Regions from separate parts of the Homo sapiens genome. Here region 2 is linked to region 1. A link is a loop called in an ENCODE intact Hi-C map of the cell type or tissue named here. Cell type or tissue: Caco-2. All regions are shown on one strand. Region 1 holds the start of C20orf203 (chromosome 20 open reading frame 203). Region 2 overlaps DNMT3B (DNA methyltransferase 3 beta).

Region 1 (2,500 bases):
CAGAGGCAGGAGGGAGTGAAGAGGCCCTGTGGCTGCCATGGGGGACAGTCCAGCAGCCTCCTCCTGCTCCCCTCAAGACTGGCCGGAGGTGTCTCAGCCCCCGTAGCCAACCACAGAGAGAGCACAGGGCGGAAGTGGCTGGCGCCTCAGCCATAGCTGCCGGAGATGGGCTCAACGGCCACACGGTCCCCACATTCGGGGAGCCTCACCGCAGCCCCGTGGGCACAGAGACCCAGGTGGAGCTCCAAGGGACACATGAGGCACAGGGAGTCTAGGGCAGCAGCTTCAAAACCACACACTGGTCTTTCTGCTGGCTTTTTTGGTCACCATCCCCTGCTTAAAACCCCAGGGTCACCCCACACTTTCAGCACAGACAGGCTGCATTCCACCCACCTGCAGGCTCCTCTGCCCGGCATTCATCTGTGCCACCTGCCCCGGCCATTTGGCTCCGACTGCAATGACACGTTTGTCTGGGAGATTCTTCAAGGGCACATAAAACATATCTGCCTTTGCTCACTGTGATGTCTCCGACGCAAAGCAGAGAGCCCGCCAGCGTAGCCACTCAGAGCTGAGTGGTGGTGGAATGAGTGAAAAGGCTGCAGCTGGAAGGGCTGGGAGGCGGGGGGCAGAGTGGGGGCAGCCAAGGGTTTTGGGGATCACACAGGCTTGGGAAGAAAAGTCAGCTCAGACCCACTGGCTATGTGACCTGGCCCTGCAGGTCCAACTGTCAATGGGTCTAACCCCGCCCACCTCAATGATCTGTGAGAGCTGAGCGGGGGAGACACTGTTCAGAAAAGACTGGGTCCCTGAAACTGTTGTTGTCGTTTAATCCAGCCATTTTTTTTAAGTTTGTTTAAGAGACAGGGGTCTCCCTATATTTCCCAGGCTAGTCTTGAACTCCTGAGCTCAAGCAATCCTCCCACCCTGGCCTCCCAAAGTGCTGGGATTACAGGCGTGAGCCACCGTGAGCTTGGCCCCAGCTCTTTCATTTATGGACAGGACATTTCAGGAGAGGGATCCATCCAGTCTCATCTTGGTGTTTAATATTTAAATGCACCAAAAATGGGGTGCCAATTGGTGCCAACTTTTTGGAAAGAGACTTTGATGTAATCTGCCTAAAAGTAAAATGCTCATGTTCAGCAACTCAGCCCTTCAGCTTCTAGGAATTTTGTTCTGCAGGGAAAAAAAAATGCTGTATTTGTATTATTAATATTGTTACTGGGTGGCAGGGGGAGGAAAGTATTCAGTGTTTTCAGAACCACCCACCAGGAGGCGCTTTTGCATCAGGGGCCCAATCAGGTTAGCCCAGAGCACCTGGATTTAAGTAGCAAAAACAAATGACAATCTCTAGCCCAATGTCTCAAGAACATTCCAGTCTTTTACTTCATCTCACCCTCGAAACTTCCTTTTTTTTTTTTTAGACAGAGTCTCACTCTGTCACCACGGCTGGAGTGCAGTGGTGCAATCACAGCTCACTGCAGCGTCGACCTCCCAGACTCAAGCAATCCTCCCACCTCAGCTTCCTAGGTAGCTGGGACTAGGTGCACATCACCATGCCTAGCTAATTTTTGTATTATTATTTTTTTTTTTGTAGAGATAGGGATCTTGCCATTTTGCCTAGGCTGGTCTTGAACTCCTGGGCTCAAGCAATCCTCCTGCCTCGGGCCTCCCAGTTCTGGGATTACAGGAGTGAGCCACTGCGCCTGGCCATGACCAAAACTTTTATTAGAGACAGTATCTACTTGCTTGGTGCCCTCTCTGCCCTTCCTCCTAAAGAATCCCCCTTCAAAAGGAAAAAAAGGCCATTCAAATTTGAGAGAGACTCAGGGGTCCAGAGTAAACTAAGTTAAATGAAATCAAACCTGGACCGTGGGCTTCAAGTGTGTTATTAACCCCCTCCCTCCTGTCCTGCTGCATCCTTGGCTCTGCCCTTTCACTTACGTCCACGTCTCTAAACCCAGCCGTTCTTCCTTCTCCCTTGGGTCTCTGTGTCTTCTGTCTGCCTCAGGTGTCCTTCCACACGCTACCCACCCGCCTAGGGAATACTCCTTCTGAGTTCCTGGGCAAACCACCCAGTTCTCCTCCTGAACCCTCCCCCAAAAGGCTCCCTGCACGTTCCATCTCATGAGGGCCAGGCTGTGCCCAGGTGAGGACACTCATCACCTCCACTTTTCCCATCACACTGGTGTGTGGAGCGCCCACCCCACCTGGGATGTAGAGGGATGCTCCTTGCCCAGCAGTGCTTCTCCCTGGGCCTCAGTTTCCCAGTCTAGGGTACCCCCACACCTCTCTCAGCTTGGGCGTGCTGTACTTTACCCCATGTCAGCAGTTCTCATTAAGCTAGTCTTTAAAGGAGGAAAAAATAATTTTAAAAAATCTTCCTTTGTTCTGGCCTCCGGTCTATTTACAATGACAGTTCATGAGGAACTGGGTTCTGAGCGAAAACAAACAAAATGCCTCCATTTTAGAAGGGGTAAGGTCTGGAGGGGAAAGAGGGAGA
Region 2 (2,500 bases), 120 kb after region 1:
GGATGGGAAGGAGTTTGGAATAGGGGACCTCGTGTGGGGAAAGATCAAGGGCTTCTCCTGGTGGCCCGCCATGGTGGTGTCTTGGAAGGCCACCTCCAAGCGACAGGCTATGTCTGGCATGCGGTGGGTCCAGTGGTTTGGCGATGGCAAGTTCTCCGAGGTGAGTCCGGGGAAGGGCAAGGGGTTCTGCAGGCCTGAGGCTGTGCCTGCCTGCCTCCCTTTGAAGACAAAGGCCTGGGATTGTATTCTGCAGATGTGTGAGCCTATGCCTTCACACTGTCTGGGAGGAAGGACAAAACTTCCTGTGTTAACCAGCTACAGCAGATTCCACTCACACGGGGGACAAAAGTGCTAGAAAGTTCTGGATCCATGGGCAGTTGGATTTTATGTTATTTCTTAGATTTATCTTTTGGGGGCAGAATCATCAGTGTGGACTCTGAGGGGCCAGGAGTGGCCACGTGAGCAAGTACCCAAAAGTGTTCAGTGGAGAAGCCTGGAAGAGACCGGAAGCATGGCCGCGGCCTCTTGTCATTTAGCCCTGGGGAGAGAAAGGCATGGAGTTGGGTTTAGGGTCACCTGGTATCAGTTGTGAAAAGGGTTTTTAGTAGAATTGGGTATTTCAGAGTCTCTTGATGATTGATTCTAGCCTTTTAAAATCTTTCTTGGTAATGACATTTAGCTGGGGAAGAGCTGTGTTGGGCATAACTAGGCTGTTTTGATTCTTACACTCTTTCAACAAAGATTTTTTTGGGGGCGGTGAGAATGGAGTCTCACTCTGTTGCCCAGACTGGAGTGCAGTGGTGCGATCTTGGCTCACTGCAACCTCCGCCTCCCAGGTTCAAACAATTCTCCTGCCTCAGCCTCCTGAGTGGCTGGGGTTACAGGCACCTGCCACCGCACCCTGCTAATATTTGCATTTTTAGTACAGACTGGGTTTCACCATGTTGGCCAGGCTGGTCTCCAACTCCTGACCTCAGATGATCCACCCGCCTCGGCCTCCCAGTGCTGGGATTACAGGCGGGAGCCACCACGCCTGGCCTCAACAAAGATTTTAATCAGACAGACCTATCCTGTGATGGTCTCTTAGAAGTAAATGTTAGTCCTACCCTCAGAGCCCTGAGAGAGGCTAAGTTAGGTGCCTAAGGTCATTGGGCAAGTTGCAGCAGAAGCAAGCCAGGCAGGATTGAAGGAAGGACTGTACATTCCTGGGATTCAGCTCAAGCAGAGATTCTGTTTTTCCCAGGAATTGAGCTACCATGGGGCCATTTGCCATGAGCTAATTGAAGTTTCCCAAGGGCTACAATAATATATTGGGTGTGGAGTCTCCTTTGTAGGAGAGCCCCTGCATGCAGTTGCCTGCTGTGACCAGCAGAGGGAGGACAAGTCCTGGGCCCATGCTGGCAGTGAGGCAGCTGCTTCCAGGGATGGGAGAGCAGTAACTCAAGTGAAGGAAGATGGATTGTTTGCAATTGCTTTGCCCCATCGAGACATAAAATGCACTTTGCAAGATAGAGTCTGAGGCTAATACAATGCAGTGTGGGGCTGTCAGCATTAGGGGATGAGATGACAATATGGGACCTGGGTCTGGCCTGGGCAAGTGCCTGCTCAGCATGTGTACGCTGTTTGGGTTGTATTGGAGCTATTGGGCGCTGGAACCAGCACTTGTGTTGGAGCGGTTTCCCCCCACCAGAGCCACAGTGTTTTCTCCCCAGTGGTGGTCACACCCCCATATAGGAAATCAGGCATTCCGTGATAAAATGGAGGTTTGCATGAGTGTGAGCACTCTTTACGGAGACTAGAACATTCCCTGTGTCTTTCAGTTCCTTTTTTTTTTTAAGAGATGAGGTCCTCACTGTCACCCAGGCTGGAGTGCAGTGGCACTGTCTTGGCTCACTGCAGCCTCAATCACCTGGGCTCAAGCAATCCTTCTGCCTTAACAGAGCAGCTGAGACTGCAGGTGCACACCACTGTGTTTGGCTCTTAAAAGTTTTTGTAGAGATGGGGTCTTGCTGTGTTGTCCAGGCTAGTCGAACTCCTGGGCTCAAGCGATCCTCTCAACTCCCACTCCCAAAGTGCTGGGAATATAGGCCTGAGCCACTACGTCTGGCCTTTCAGTTCTGATTAGCATCCCTGAATGGCCATTTTCTCTCTCACTGGCAACTCAGTCAGTTCATGCTTGGTCCAGGGACTTGGTACATCAGGAGACTTGTGGAATATGGATTAAATCACAAGAACTAAAGTTAAATAATCACAACAAGTGAAAGGTGCTGTGTCGAGCACTGTTTTCTAAACACATTCATTAGGTGAACTCATTTTAATAAAAGGGTAAAGAGTAAACAATTATCATGCTTAGGAAAGAAGGAATATGTGCAAACCCTCAATGCTGGAGCAGCCACAGAGAATATTAGGACTGAGCCTCAGGGGTCCACACCAGGGACACCTGCTTGGAAAATGTATACAAACACAGGGTTCGCCTAATTGCCTTCATTCAGAGTATCCT

The links. Peaks named below come from ENCODE experiments on the same cell type or tissue, not always from the same donor. Only the 100,000 strongest peaks of a DNase experiment are listed, where the experiment ranks them.
Region 2: it touches region 1 in a loop (5-fold over the local background); 7 of 110 quality-filtered maps call a loop at or near these places.

Annotation. Positions count from the first base shown.
Region 1 is chr20:32,673,239-32,675,738 of GRCh38, forward strand. C20orf203 (chromosome 20 open reading frame 203) reads right to left here and starts at 703. Exons shown (of 6, transcript NM_182584.4): 1 at 394-703. RefSeq lists enhancers at 1,401-1,470, 2,322-2,500. In Caco-2, a CTCF peak has its summit at 1,265 (motif pointing right); a DNase peak (open chromatin) is centred at 1,293.
Region 2 is chr20:32,788,853-32,791,352 of GRCh38, forward strand. DNMT3B (DNA methyltransferase 3 beta) reads left to right here. Exons shown (of 23, transcript NM_006892.4): 7 at 2-160. Among named protein-coding and RNA genes, the nearest start is that of DNMT3B, 28 kb to the left of the region's middle. RefSeq lists enhancers at 453-1,384, 1,385-2,314, 1,477-1,616. In Caco-2, a CTCF peak has its summit at 1,367 (motif pointing right); a DNase peak (open chromatin) is centred at 1,389.